5 separate regions of the Homo sapiens genome follow, and regions 2, 3, 4 and 5 are each linked to region 1. Evidence: chromatin contacts called from ENCODE Hi-C or POLR2A ChIA-PET data. All regions are on one chromosome and are shown on one strand. Each heading gives the region's core, a stretch centred on a gene start or an enhancer-like site at or near the end of the contact. The rest is flanking DNA. Distances are from core to core; before and after follow the strand shown. Region 1 holds the start of THEMIS2 (thymocyte selection associated family member 2). Region 2 holds the start of MAP3K6 (mitogen-activated protein kinase kinase kinase 6). Region 3 holds the start of PHACTR4 (phosphatase and actin regulator 4). Region 4 overlaps DNAJC8 (DnaJ heat shock protein family (Hsp40) member C8). Region 5 has its middle 41 kb from the start of EYA3.

What was found. Hi-C counts contacts between places; a loop is a spot of excess contacts on that map. ChIA-PET counts read pairs that join two places held with the same protein, here RNA polymerase II (POLR2A). Pooled maps may share reads with other maps.
Region 2: a pooled map shows a loop between it and region 1 (3-fold over the local background). The contact joins the promoter of MAP3K6 here to the promoter of THEMIS2 in region 1. A Hi-C loop is called at or near these places in 1 of 50 pooled maps. POLR2A ChIA-PET finds 5 or more read pairs at or near these places in 2 of 52 experiments (WTC11 and activated B cell).
Region 3: a loop to region 1 is called in a pooled map, with 4 times the contacts of the local background. The contact joins the promoter of PHACTR4 here to the promoter of THEMIS2 in region 1. A Hi-C loop is called at or near these places in 3 of 37 single-sample maps with no recorded cell type and 2 of 50 pooled maps. POLR2A ChIA-PET finds 5 or more read pairs at or near these places in 1 of 52 experiments (T-cell).
Region 4: a map with no recorded cell type shows a loop between it and region 1 (11-fold over the local background). The contact joins the enhancer-like site here to the promoter of THEMIS2 in region 1. A Hi-C loop is called at or near these places in 8 of 168 maps with a recorded cell type or tissue (HepG2, K562, aorta and 3 more), 17 of 37 single-sample maps with no recorded cell type and 10 of 50 pooled maps. POLR2A ChIA-PET finds 5 or more read pairs at or near these places in 2 of 52 experiments (GM12878 and MCF 10A).
Region 5: a pooled map shows a loop between it and region 1 (2.7-fold over the local background). The contact joins the enhancer-like site here to the promoter of THEMIS2 in region 1. A Hi-C loop is called at or near these places in 2 of 37 single-sample maps with no recorded cell type and 5 of 50 pooled maps. POLR2A ChIA-PET finds 5 or more read pairs at or near these places in 1 of 52 experiments (common myeloid progenitor, CD34-positive).

Annotation. Positions count from the first base shown.
Region 1 is chr1:27,871,169-27,873,907 of GRCh38, forward strand. THEMIS2 (thymocyte selection associated family member 2) reads left to right here and starts at 1,376. Exons shown (of 6, transcript NM_001105556.3): 1 at 1,376-1,497. The coding sequence starts at 1,404. RefSeq lists a silencer at 1,224-1,493.
Region 2 is chr1:27,365,598-27,368,336 of GRCh38, forward strand. It overlaps MAP3K6 (mitogen-activated protein kinase kinase kinase 6), which reads right to left and starts at 1,364. Exons shown (of 29, transcript NM_004672.5): 1 at 661-1,364. The coding sequence starts at 1,000. RefSeq lists silencers at 1-22, 613-662, 733-952, 983-1,092 and enhancers at 345-1,288, 1,289-2,230.
Region 3 is chr1:28,368,425-28,371,163 of GRCh38, forward strand. PHACTR4 (phosphatase and actin regulator 4) reads left to right here and starts at 1,316. Exons shown (of 14, transcript NM_001048183.3): 1 at 1,316-1,401. RefSeq lists enhancers at 488-1,443, 1,094-1,388 and a silencer at 1,470-1,689.
Region 4 is chr1:28,198,351-28,201,089 of GRCh38, forward strand. It overlaps DNAJC8 (DnaJ heat shock protein family (Hsp40) member C8), which reads right to left. Exons shown (of 9, transcript NM_014280.3): 9 at 1,928-2,739. Among named protein-coding and RNA genes, the nearest start is that of PTAFR, 23 kb to the left of the region's middle. RefSeq lists a silencer at 1,315-1,644. Within about 2 kb of position 1,368, at least 6 of the 41 ENCODE cell types and tissues checked have a DNase peak (open chromatin) inside an H3K27ac peak, as active enhancers do; they include GM12878, where a contact is called at or near this core.
Region 5 is chr1:28,127,865-28,130,603 of GRCh38, forward strand. No RefSeq gene overlaps it. Among named protein-coding and RNA genes, the nearest start is that of EYA3, 41 kb to the left of the region's middle. Within about 2 kb of position 1,412, at least 6 of the 41 ENCODE cell types and tissues checked have a DNase peak (open chromatin) inside an H3K27ac peak, as active enhancers do.

The sequences.
Region 1 (2,739 bases), core at 126-2,625:
CTGGGATTACAGGCGTGAGTCATTGTGCCCAGTAATTTTTTTGTATTTTTAGTAGAGACAGGGTTTTGCCATATTGGCCAGGCTGGTCTTGAACTCCTGACTTCAGGAGATCTGCCCGCCTCACCCTCCCAAAGTGCTAGGATTATAGGCGTGAGCCACCGCGCCTGGCCTTATTTTATTTTATTCTTTTTTTTAAGAGACAGGGTCTTGCTAGTTTGCCCAGGGTGGTCTAGGACTCCTGGTCTCAAGTGATCCTCCTGCCTCAGTCTCCCAAAGTGCTGGGATTACAGGCCACACCCAGCCTCTTCTCCCTGTTTTTTTGTTTTTGTTTTTGTTTTTTGAGACGGAGTTTTGCTCTTGTTGCCCAAGCTGGAGTGCAATGGTACAATCTCGGCTCACTGCAACCTCTGCCTCCCAGGTTCAAGCGATTCTCCTGCCTCAGCCTCCCGAGTAGCTGGGATTAGAGGTGTGTGCCACCACGTCTGGCTAGGTTTTTTTGTATTTTTAGTAGAAACGGGTTTTCACCATGTTAGTCTGGTCTCAAACTCCTGACCTCAGGTGATCCACCCGCCTCGGCCTCCCAAAGTGCTGGGATTATAGGCGTGAGCCATTGCGCCCGGCCCTCTTCTCCCTGTTTTAGAGAGTAAGAAACTGAGGTTCACACAATCAAAGTGATTTGCCTAACGTCATACAACGAGCAAGAGGAGACCTGGGATTTGAACCTATGTTGGTCTGACTCCTGAGGGACAGGGAAATGGAAAAGGCTTATCCCGAGCCTGTGGGGTCAGGATAAGTGGTTGGTCCGGCTTCTAAGCAGATTTCTCTTTAGCCTTAGGAAGAATTTTTAACTAGAATTGGTGAGGCCCGGCGTGGTGGCTCACAGGTGGATCACACCTGTGATCCCAGCACTTTGGGAGGCCGAGGTGGGAGGATCACTTGAGTCCAGGAGTTCGAGGCCAACGTAGACAATAATTATCGAAAGAGTATGGGAGTTCTGGAGAGGTAATGAGATCCCCTTCACCAGGAGGTTTCCGATAGAGGACCATGGAGTGTCCTGGAGGGACATTCGGGAGCCCTGACACTACATCTCCCTCCTCAAACCCAAAGGGCAGAGGCATGTCCCTCCTATGAGACGCAGAACAAGTCGGGCCGCGTCCCCTTTTTCTAACTGGGAGCACTGCTGAGGGGGCGTCTGGGACTTCTTCATCTTCATCATCGCCCCTTCCCCATAGGGTACTGCAGGGGGCGGGGGGCGGGGCTTCGGCGGGGCGGGGCTGCAGGGCTCCCGCGGGCTGGCGGGGCGGCTTCGGCGTGCGGGGCGGGGCATCGGCGGGGCGGGGCTGCAGGGCTCCCGGGGACCGCCCGCCCGCCCCTCAGTCTGAGCCCAGAGAGCCGCGGGGACCATGGAGCCGGTGCCGCTGCAGGACTTCGTGCGCGCCTTGGACCCCGCCTCCCTCCCGCGCGTGCTGCGGGTCTGCTCGGGGGTCTACTTCGAGGGTGAGCGGGGGCTGGAACCCCTCCGAGCACTCCCTTGGTGTGGGGCGGGGGCAGAGACCCGGAGAAGACGTTAGCAATCCGGGGAAACTGCCCCTGGGTTCAAATCCCGACACTGCCACTGGCCAAGCTGTGTGATTTGGGGCCGCACTCAACCTCTTTGGACCTCGGCTTTTGCTTTCGTGGAACGGGGACCGCTGACCTGCCCCGCAGGGTAGTGATGAAAAGTCAGTGGGTTGAGGCGCGGGAGGTGGATGCAGCCGGGCCACTCCTAGGTGGCCCCGCGGTGCGCATGGGACAGAGCTCCGACCGCGCCGGGACGCAGCATTAGGCCGCTGGTGGTCGTGGCTGCGTCTTGATTCTGAAGTGCAGGGTCAGTCTTCCCGTCTGTGTCCTCCCACTCCTCCCCCGGCCCTCCTCTACACTGCCTTCCTTCAGTCCCTGCGTCCACCTTGGCCTTCTGTTTGACCATGGGCAGTACTTGATTTGATCAGCTCTTCAGTTCTCAGCTTAAATGGCGCTTCCTCCCGGAAGCCTTCCTGGCTCTCTGCTCCTTGCACGCCCCCGTACATCTGCCGTCTGCCCGCAGCGGCCTGGTTCACAGGGATGGGCACACAGCAGGCGCACAGTCACTAGTCATTGCCTGAAGGAGCAAGCGGTGAGGGAATAACAGACAGTGGAGGGCAGGGTAAGACAGCACAGTGGATGGGTGGCCAGTGCTGCTCTGTGGGCAGGGAGGACCCGTGGGCCACCGAGTAGGGGAGATGGAGGTGGAGGAGAGAGATGCTGTGTGGGGGTGCGGGTTCCTTCCTTAGAGAGCGAACTGAGGCTTGAAGGCCCTGCCCCATCCTGTTCCCTGGCTGCAGAAAAACGCTCTGTCGCAGCAGCTTCCAGCAGAGTGTTTGAGGTCCCAAGTGGGGTCCTAGACCAAGGAGGTCCCTCATGAAGGGTCCCGCAGGGGGCCACCACCTCGCAGTGGGTCTCTCCAGGTCTGCTTGGGAATCTGGCAGATCTGGGTTCAAATTCTGACTCTACCTCCAGGGGCTTTCTGCAGGAAGGCGCCTGGGATCTGTTTGCTCTTCCCCCAGCCCAGGACCAAGCGTCTTCGTCCTCCCAGCACCCTTTGCCTGCTGGTGTTACAACACCTGTTTCCTCATCCTGCCTGACGCGGGATGGTGGAAATGGTGGAAGTCAGAGTGATGGTGACTAGAGAAGGCCCTGACAGGGTGTGGGTGTGCGGATGGG
Region 2 (2,739 bases), core at 114-2,613, 510 kb before region 1:
GCCTCCTTCTGGCCCCGCCCCTGAGCCATCCTTTCCCGCCCACTTCCCCGCCCCTTCCCCGCCCATTCTTTCTGGGCCGCTGAGGCCACTTAACCTAAGCTCCCTCACCCAGTATCCAGTCCCGTCGGGCCCCTTCGCTTCTCTTTTTGCCTCTCCTAGCCCGATCCTTGGAAATAGTATGCTAGGACTCCTGAACTCCAGCCTCCCGGCCCCTTTCCCTAAGTCCAAGCTCCTCTCCCAGTAATTGTCCTCAAGAGATCCGCGTGACATTCTCCTGAGGGTGAGGCTGAGTTCTCCAACCCCACCCCTGAGACACCACAGCCCCGCGCCGCTCCCCGCCCCGCCCCAGAGTTCCAAAGCCCCTCCCCATCCTTGCCCCGCTGGCTGGGCACCGCTCCGACTGAAGGGTGCCTAAGCCCCAACCTCGAGCCCTAGAGCCGCGCCCGGATCCCTGTCTCGTCCCGAGCCCGGCCGCGCCCCAGATCCCCTAAATCCCACTTTTTTCACGGCCCTGTCCCAAGCCCTTCAGCTTTAGCTCACTTTAAGTCCCCTAGACCCGGTACCCCTCTCGGCCCCTCCCTTGAGCCTTCGAGCCCGGCTTGGTCCCCTCCCAGGACCCTGAGTCCCGCCCGGATCCGGCCCCGCCCCCAGCGCTCTCACCCGCGTTGTAGAAGGCATCCAGAGCCGCGGTGTCGCCTAGCTCCAGCGTCCCGAAGGGCAGGCTGCGCAGCTGCGGGGGCGGCCGCGGCCGGGGGACCTGCGCGCAAGCCTCGCGCAGGCAGCGCAGGGGCAGCGGCTCCGCCTCGGTTCCCTCCCGAGGCTCGAGCCCGGGCTGCGGCTCCCGGGTCAGCACGTAGACCACGCTGAGCGGCCGGCTCCGCGCGCAGCCCCGGCCCGGGGGCGCCGCGAGCTGCCGGCCCCGGCTCAGCGCCACGGCCAGCGGGTCCTGCCAGCAGCTGCCGGCGCGCTCCGCCCCGGACCGGGGACACGGCCCCGCCATGCGGGGGCGCTCAGGCGCGGGGCGCCGCGCACTGGGAACCGGGGGCGGGGCAGGAGCCTGGGCCGGCAGATCAGGAATCTTGGGATCTGGAATCCGTTCGGAATCGGAGAATCTCCCACGGGATCTAGGGATCCGGAATACGGCCTGACGTCCCGTTCCAGGAATCTAAAGTCCAGGGAGAAATCCTAGCTCGGACTTGCAAGGTCCTGAGGTTCTGAAATCCGGGATTGGGTCCCAGGAATCTGGGGCATCCGGTGATCGGCAGCTCAGAGCCACTTGGGGGATCCTGGGAATCGGCTCGGAGGTGCCCGCCACCTGGACTTCTCAAGGGAGCGCCCGCCAACGCTGCCCTGCCTTCACTTGTAGGCTAAGCCCAGCCCTTTCCCGGCCGACCCAGAAAGCTCCACCCTCGGCCCTGGGGCAGAGCCGCTCCCTAGCGGCTTGAGACTCAGCCTCTCCCCTCCCTTCTCTCCCGCCAGAACTTTGGAGACTGGCGGCTTCCGGAACAGCCTGTGCCCCTGTGCACGCCAAAGACTGTGGACTGCTCACAGCAAGTGCACATAAAATGTGTGAGGAGGCCAGGGCTAGGGAAAAGGTTCGATATGCAGGCCCTGCTCTGCAGGTATCTGTTGAATGAATGGCTCTCTAGAGACATCAGGGTGCGCAGAGCATGATGAACAATGGGTGTCCTCCCGGGCCCAGTGAGCGCAGGCAGGGAGGGACTGGGATGGGGGAAACCTACACCCTAGGCCGCTTGCCCGAAAGCCTTCAGTCCTGGAGTGGGACTTGGCATCTGAGCCTTAACTGTCACTAGGGGGCTGCTTTCCCCAGGACCCAACCTGCTGTGGACCCCCGCTGACCTTTGACTTCTAGGCAGAACGTGGCCATGGGACCTGAGAAGCACTTCCTACTCTAAACAACTCTAAACATTTCTTTAGCCACCCCTTGAAGGAGTCAACCCCAGCCCTTTGCACTACAGCAGCTTCTCAGCTTCAAATCCCCAAGAGTCCCCAACTTTCTTGTGTGAATTAATGAGTGAGGCAGCAACCTGGTAGAAGCCTCAGTGGACCCTGAAACCAAGAACTGGGGACTTAAGTTGAATAACTTGTCCAGGATCACTCAGCACATGACAGCAGGGTGCAAACCCAGGACCGCCTGTCAGACTCTTAACTATTTAATTCTGCCACTTACTAGAATGTGGCTTTGGGCAAATAAACTGCTTAAATGCTACTCAATGGCTGTTTCATTGCCCTGTTGCCTTGTGGAAGAAAAAGGTACCTTCCTTGGTTTGACCTTGGATTCGAACTGACACCCAATGAGATAGGCAGGAAGTGGTAGAGTTTGAGAACTTGGCCTGCAACAGAGGCTGGAGTGGAAAACAGACAACTTACAAAGGACAGGCATGGGCAACCGACAGGCTGAGAAAGCTGTGCAATTCCCAGCCAGGGCGGTGGCTCATGCCTGTAATCCCACTTTGGGAGGCCAAGATGAGTGGATCACGAGGTCAGGAGTTCGAGACCAGCCTGGCCAACATGGTGAAACCCCGTCTCTACTAAAAATACAAAAAAAAGTAGCTGGGTGTGGTGGCACCTGCCTGTGATCCCAGCTACTTGGGAGCTGAGGCAGGAGAATCACTTGAACCTGGGAGATGGAGGTTGCGGTGAGTGGAGATCGTGCCATTGCACTCCAGCCTGGGCGGGGCGACAGAGCAAGACTCCATCTCAAAAAAAAAAAAAGCT
Region 3 (2,739 bases), core at 66-2,565, 500 kb after region 1:
CCATCATGCCCAGCTAATTTTTAAAATTGTTTTTGTAGAGATGGGGCCTCACTCTGTTGCCCAGGCTGGCAGGCTGGTCTCAAACTCCAGGGCTCAAGGGATCCTCCCGCCTTAGCCTCCCAAAGTGCTGGGATGAGAGGTGTGAGCCACTGCACCCGGCCAATTTTTTTTTCTTCTTTTTTCTTTTTCTATTGAGACAGGGTCTTGCTCTGCTGCCCAGGCTGGAGTGCACTGGTGCGATCTCGACCCCCCAGGCTCAAGTGATCATCTCACCTCAGCCTCCCACGTAGCTGGGACTACAGGAGCTTGGCACTAGGCCCCGGATAATTTGTTTGTTTGTTTGTTTGTTTGTTTTGCGACGGAGTCTTGCTCTGTCGCCCAGGCTGGACTGCAATGGCAAGATCTCGGCTCACTGCAACCTCCGCCTCCTGGGTTCAAGCGATTCTCCTGCCTCAGCCTCCTGAGTAGCTGGGATTACAGGCATGCGCCACCGCGCCTGGCCAATTTTTTTAATTTTATGGATAGTGTATTTGAAAAGTCACATCGATTTTTCTCCTGGAATGTCCTCTAGATGTGCCGTAGCTTCAAGTTTTACATGTAGGTCTAATTTAGGTTGTGTGATACAATGGGTTTGCATTTAGAAGGGTCCTCTGGCAGCAGCAAGGAAGGTTTTCGGAGGGTGATAGCCTAGGGCCTGAAACTACTGAGACTTGGAGAGAAGTGATGGTGGCTTTCACTAGGTGATAGTAGTGAAGGATATCGAAATGAATTAAAATACTGGGGATGTAGAATGACTGGACTTAATGGCTTGAGGGAAGTGTCCAGAATGATTCCTGGGTTTCTTACGCACAACACTGAGGGTAGATAACTTGCTTGTACGTTTTTTGCACTTCAAATTGGTCCTCAATAAATAGTTTTTCCTTTGGGGAGGTTATGATTGAAATTTGGCCAGTCAGGGATACAGTTTTCTCAAACAACACTCTTGTATCAGTTCCCTTTTTGGGTACTGCCTGGAGCCCAGTATTGAACCCTGTCCTCCCAAGCCCAAAGACCTTTGCCTCCCATAGTACCAGGAAAGGTGCCCAAGTTCTTTTACACACAAGGTGCGCAGAGCGGCCAGCGCATGCCCAGAGAGGTCGTAAGGAGGACGACCGCCCGGAGAGAAAGGACGCACGCTTCCCGCCATTTTGTTCAGCTTGCCGGGCAACCGGCCCCTGCTGGGGACTACAAGTCCCGTAAGCCTCCGCGGCGGCACGTCCTACCCTACACTGTCCAGCCGGCTCCCTTTTTCCCCCTCCCCGGGGGCCAAGGGCTCCGGCTGCTGCCTGGCGGCCAACGGGCCAGGTAGGATTTCCGGGAGAGGCTGCTGTGGAGGCTGAGGAGGCGGCGGCGGAGATCTGGGTAAGTTCAGCGAGCAAGGGAAAGTGAGCAGGACGCGCTCAGTATCAGGCTGCGGCCTCCTCTCAGGCTGCGGCCCCTTTCTTGGCTCTGCGAGAGGGTCCCGGTCCGGGCAGAAGGTAACGGCCCGGGTCGCCGTCGCTTCGGGCCAGGGCGGGGCGGGGCCGCCGCCTCCCTCCTCGGCCCTCCCACAACGGTCCAACCCGGGCTTCTCCGCCTGAGGCAGGGCCCGCGCAGGCTCGCCCTCTCCGCCCCCCGAGACTTGGCTGGGCCCTTTTGTCTGGGCTGCGTTGCTCCCCCTTTGTGTCCGTGCATGGAGTCTCCGCCACGGGGGAGCCTGTTCCCCCGGTCCCCAACAGGGACTGCTCCCTGGGGATCCGGTTACAGTAACCGGATCGGGTCAAAGTACATTTTTCAAAACCGTCCTGCCTCAGACCTCTGCACCCCTGCTGGGCAGAACGGGGGCTTCGGAGCCAGGCGGAGTTTCTGTAAAAACCTGGAGGTTATTATTTAACTTTCAAACATCAGCCTGGGCGGCTTCAGGGCACGAAACTCCCGACGTTTTTCTTGGTGGAGAGATGAGATTAAGGAAAAGAAGCGACCCCTCTCTCCCACCCTCTACACCCCGGCTCCGGGAAACCGGGAAGGCATCGAATTTGCTGCGATGTCTGTGCAGCTCACATCTGTGATCGGTGGACCAAAGAACCAGTGGTGAATGGTAGAATGGCAGTTCACGCACCTCCCAAATCTCGGAGGAGAGTGACTTACAGGGCATCACTGATTGCTTGCAAAAAAAAAAAACCCTCCAGTGCTTCATTCGGACACTCAGCTCCTCGCTCCTTCCAACCTCTTCCTTTTCTTGTTCTTTTTAAAACAAACAGTGGAAGGAAAAAGTCCTTCAGTGGAAGAATTTGCTTTATAGAGGAACCAGAAACCCAGTGGCTTCTAGAAGTCACTTACTTTTTCGCCAAATTAAAGAAATGAATTTCGGGCGTGGTGGCGCGCGCCTGTAATGCCAACTATTCTGGAGGCTGAGGCAGGAGAATCGCTTGAGGCCAGAAGTTCGCGACCAGCCTGGGCAACACAGCAAGACCCCATCTTAAAAAAAAAAGGAATGAAGCCCGTTTAGAAATGAAGCCAGTTTAGGGGATGAGGTGTGGTAGATTCTTACCGGAAACCGCGGAACTGCGTGGATTGTGGATTCGATCAAATTTGGCTAGATAATGGTAACTGTGTATGTCCTCCTGTTGGAAGACTGCATTGCTAGAATCAGCTTAAGGTAAAATTTGTTTGTTTGTTTCATTTAAGAGACAAGAGTCTAGCTTGGTTGCTGAAGCTTGA
Region 4 (2,739 bases), core at 118-2,617, 330 kb after region 1:
CCCAGGATGGAGTGCAGTGGCGCGATCTCGGCTCACTGCAAGATCCACATCCCGAGTTCACGCCATTCTCCTGCCTCAGCCTCCCGAGTAGCTGGGACTACAGGCGCCTGCTACCACGTCCGGCTAATTTTTTGTATTTTTAGTAGAGACAGGGTGTCACCGTGTTAGCCAGGATGGCCTCGATCTCCTGACCTTGTGATCCGCCTGCCTTGACCTCCCAAAGTGCTGGGATTACAGGCGTGAGCCACCCCACCCGGCCTTTCCAGCAGGCATTCTTTCATCTTTACCAACTTAATTTTATTGGAAACAGGTGCCCAATCCCAAGGAGTAAGGCTTGGTATATTGCCTGTCTGTTCTTCGCAGCTCTCCCAGCCAAACTTACCAAGAGGGGTCCCTGTGACCCATTTTCTAACCAGTGACATCTTCTGGGAAAAATTTTGCTCCCTGGATGACTTATTTCTGTTTGGTAGTTGTTATAAGATGTGGTGCTAGAAACTTCTTGCAACTATGAGATGCCAAACCCTCCACAGAGGACGGAGAAGCATAGTAAGAGCCTGTTTCCCTGGAGGTATTACTGAATGAATGATTCCACCATGAACAATACCTGAAACCACCTGTCTCCACTTATGGAAGTAAAATATTCCTCTAATTCTTTTTGCCAGTTATTCCTTGCAGCCAAAACACTCCTAACTGATGCATCAGCCCCTGGGTTCCAGTTTTTAAAAGGGCCACTTTCTTCAGGAAACATTCCCTGGCTGCTAAAAATGAGATCAAGGGCCCCCTTCTCGGAGCAGTGGACAGTCTTCTTGCCCGTGTGCCCCAGCTGTGAGGCAGGCAACAGGGGTCCTGCAGTGTTCACCACTGTATTTCTAAACCAGCATATTTGTTCAATGAATAAACACACCTGATATGATTTGGATTTGTGTCCCCACCCAAATCTCATGCCCAATTGTAATCCCCCACGTTGGAGGAGGGACCTGGTAAGAGGTCATATGATCCATATGTTTGGATCATAGGGGCCGCCCCCTTTGCTGTTCTTGTGATAGTGAGTTCTTATCTATCACTATCCAGATAGTGAGATCTGGTTGTTTAAAAGCGTACAGCACCTCTCCCTGCGCTCTCTTCCTCCTGCTCCGGCCATGTAAGACGTGCCTCCTTCCTCTTCACCTTCTGCCACAACTGTTAAGTTTCCTGAGGCCTCCCCAGCCATGCTTCCTGTAAAGCCTGTGAAACCATGAGTCAATTAAACCTCTTTTCTTTATAAATTACCCAGTCTCAGGTAGTTCTTCATAGCAGTGTGAGAACTAACACCCATAGCTAATTGCTGGCACAGCCTCCTTGAGGGCAAAGGTAAGTTTGCAGATAGCTGAACTGAACCACCACCACTTAACCTCTAAGGAAGCGGTGTGTGCACCCACATCCTGGACTGAAATGGGGTTGCTTGGCTTTGCTTGGCTAGAAAAGATAATCACTGCCCCCCTAGTCAGGACTGCATTACCTCACGGCATGTATCACTTTTGCAGGGCAACTAAACATTTTCTCCCCCTGCCTTGGTCCAGTTTTAGCCAGAAGCACACCCACCCACCCACCCACTCATCACTGTGCTCTACTTCACATGTGGTTTGGATGTGCTCAGTGGTACTTGGAAGGACAGTAAGACACCCAAGCCTCTGTCCTCTCCCACAGAGAAATGAAAGTTGCACTTCTCATGATACTAAAAGACATGGTGCCTTTCGTAGTCATTGTGCCTGTTTACTCATCTACAAGACATTGCAAAAAGCAAAACTCTAGTTTTGAGTCACCTAGTTTCCTGTATCTTCACATTTCAAGTGTCACCTTTCCCCTTCTCACTTTGGGCCCCTCCTGAGGGCTGATTCTGTCCCTGAAAGCAAGCAGGACATTTAAGCATAGACTGTGAGCTGGACGCTTTCATATATTACTTCATTTAATCCTCAAAACAATCAGTATCTTCATTTTACACAGAAATAATAGGATATTGGCAATACCCAAGGAGCACTATGGTAGTTACCTTGTATATGCCATGGCAAATCTGCCCTAAAAGCTGCTGCAGTAATTCATATTCCCATTTCATAGATGAAGAAACTAAGGTTCAGCCAGGTCTGTCCAACCCCAAAGCATTTTGGGGTTCAGCCAAGCCAGACAAGGGACCCACAAGGGAGAGTACAAGGAAAAGTACATCAATGGCTTGGGTATAAAAATTTATTATACATAAAGAATATTACCACTAACAAATGCAGACAGGCTAGGACATGGTACTGGGTGGAGGACGGCTAGCTCTTTGGAAAGTGAAAGGTTTGGGTGGCGTGGGCCTCATGCCACACTGATTGGTCAGTAGACAGGGGGCACATGCCAAACACCACAGGGCATCAGATGCTGCTCTGTGTGCTCACAAGTGTTCCCTGTCTTATCTGGGCCTTCGAAGGGAGCACACCCAGAAGCGAGCAACTGAAGCGAAGGGGCTTCCTAAGGTGCCCCTTCCAGGCTTGTCTCTGAAGTCACAGCAACACTGTTTTAAGCAGTATGTTTAATTGGATGATTTCCACAAACTATCCACGAAGTTTCTAACCATCACAATTCAGTGAAGTACAAAACACTGAGTTACAGGCTGTGGGAAGAGAAGGCAGCACCAATGGTGGCACCTTCTAATACTGGTTGTTCTAGGGGCAGGGAGAGGGAAAGGTCTTTTTTTAAACCAAGCCCCTCATTTCAATGTACAAA
Region 5 (2,739 bases), core at 162-2,661, 260 kb after region 1:
TCTGATTCTAGAGTCCATGCTCCTTCCTCAGGCTGTCTCTTTAAGAAAGACTCAAAATATAGTAACTGAAGTCAATTCAGGCATGGGGAATGTTGGGCTGGTGGAGATGGGGAGGATGTTTGACCGCTGAGCCTAGAGGACACTGACCTATCTCCAGAGGCACTTTCTGGGAAATCAGACAGCCCTAGGTTTGGGATCCAAGGAGGAGTGGGAACATGGTATAGCCTTAGCAGGTCTTTAACCGAGGCAGCTAAGAGGCAGGTAATATGCAAAGTCTGAGGCTATGTTCAGTCACAACTGGAGAACTAAATAGAAAAATTGAGGCAGAATCTCAGTCAAGGACCATAGCAGCATGGGAGAAGAAGAAGACGGCAGCATTGTGATTTGTGGGTTTCCAGAAGTACCCTCCAATACTCCATGGCCTTTTCCTTTTTTTTTTTTTTTTTTTGTAATTCAACTTTAAGTTCTGGGGTACATGTGCAGGATGTGCAGGTTTGTTACACAGGTAAACATGTGCCATGGTGGTTTGCTGCATAGATCAAGCCATCACCTAGGTATGAAGCCCCCCCTCCATTAGCTATTCTTCCTGATGCTCTCCCTCCCCACTCCATGGCCTTTTCTGTGTCCACAACGGCTTTCCCCACAGGAGAAAAGGGGCAAGATCACAGACCATGACAATATCTTGCCCCTTTCTAGGGATCACCCTCCTGTCCACCAGACCAGAAGCAAATGGATACAGGAGGCAAAACTGGTCCTGGGGCCGGGCGCGGTGGCCCACATCTGTAATCCCAGCACTTTGGGAGGCCAAGGCAGGCAGATCACGAGGTCAGGAGTTCAAGACCAGCCTGACCAACATGGTGAAACCCCGTCTCTACTAAAAATACAAAAAAAATTAGCTGGGTGTGGTGGTGTGTGCCTGTAATCCCAGCTACTCAGGAGGCTGACTCAGGAGGCTGAGGCAGAAGAATCACTTGAACCCGGGAGGCGGAGGTTGCAGTGAGCTGAGATCGCGCCACTGCACTCCAGCCTGGGCGACAGAGTGAGACTCCATCTCAAAAAAACAAAAAATAAAAATGGTCCTGGAATCTCCCACCCCACCTAACCACACCCACGCCCTTGCTGGGCTTGGTCCAGGATGTAAACTGGGTGGGCTGACAGGAGAGACCTCGAAGGAAGGGGCTGGGAAGGCTGAGGAAGCAGACTCAGGGGAAGAAAACTCCTCATCACGGACTTGTTCTCTGCCCTGGGATGTTAGCACATGAAACAAGAGGCTCCATTCACATCTCCAAGACTCTTGCCCTCTGTTCCCTTAAGCCCATAGCACACCTTTCCTTCCTTCCTGTGTAGATCACAAGGGGACCAGGGAAGGGATTGCACAGCAGGATACAAATGAGGAAAACTGGGCTCAAGCTTCTGTTCCACCCACAAGGGCCACTGTGCCCTGAGTCATGTTCCCAGCAACGAGAAAACCTAGAGTGCATCCAGGGGTGAAATCTTCCTGGGGAAAGGCACTCAAGATGGATGATTCACTCTCCTGAGTGCAGAATGAGGTGTCAAGGTGTGTGGTTCTAAGAACCTTGTCAAACAGATCAGACTCACCTTGGAAAGACAGTGCCTCCACCCCAGAGGCACCATCTCCCATAGTCAGCCCCAGCCCAGCCAAGGTGGATGAAGATGACCAGATTCTGGGGAACAGAGGGCAAGAAGAATGGGAAGTATGAAAATACCCAGTACTGGCTGGCCGCGTTGGCTCACACCTGTAATCCCAGAACTTTGGGAGGCCAAGGCGGGCAGATCACCTGAGGTCAGGAGCTCAAGACCAGCCTGGCCAACATGGCAAAACCCTGTCTCTACTAAAAATGCAAAAATTAGCCAGGCGTGGTAGCACATGCCTGTAATCCCAGCTACTCGGGAGGCTGAGGCAGGAGAATCGCTTGAACCCGAGAGGCAGAGGTTGCAGTGAGCCAAGATTGTGCCACTGCACTCCAGCCTAGGTGACAGAGCCAGACTCCATCTCACACACACACACACACACACACACACACACACACAAAAGATAATGTTTACTTAGTACTCACTGTGTGTCAGGTATTATTCTATGCCTTTTACTTAATCCTTAGGGCAACCCCATGCAGTAGATGATAATGTCACTCCCATTTTACAGATGAGAACCAGGTCACAGAGAAGTTCAATGACTCACCCAGGGTCACACAGCTACTAAGTGGCAAGGCCAGAATCTGAACCAAGGTAGTCTGGCGCCAGAGACTGTGCCCATAACCATTTCACCAGTGATTACCTAGCTATGCCTAGCTGGTCATCTAGTGATTACCTAGTTATGCCTAAGGAATAACCTGGAATGGGGGTTTTATCCTTCTCTCTTGCTGCATATCAGCACTCTGTGGCAGAAAATGGTCATAGGCAGCTCCTGAGTTCCTATCTCCCCTATTTAAGACTGAACCTGGAATTCCAGATTCCCAGGAAAGGGACTCTGATGGGCCAGTGCGAGTCAGATCCATCCATACCCCTAATCCAATCAGTCGGGCAGGGTTGAGGGACACAGATTCACATAGTTATAGAAGCCCCATCGTATCAATCATGTGACAACGGCAGGGACGATTACCAGAAAGATGGGGAGGATGCACTGAAAAGTCACCGCAAAAGGTTTCCACTGTAGGAAACTGAGGCTCAGGGAGTTGAACAATTTGCTCAAGATCACCCAGAGTTAATGAAGCCCAGATT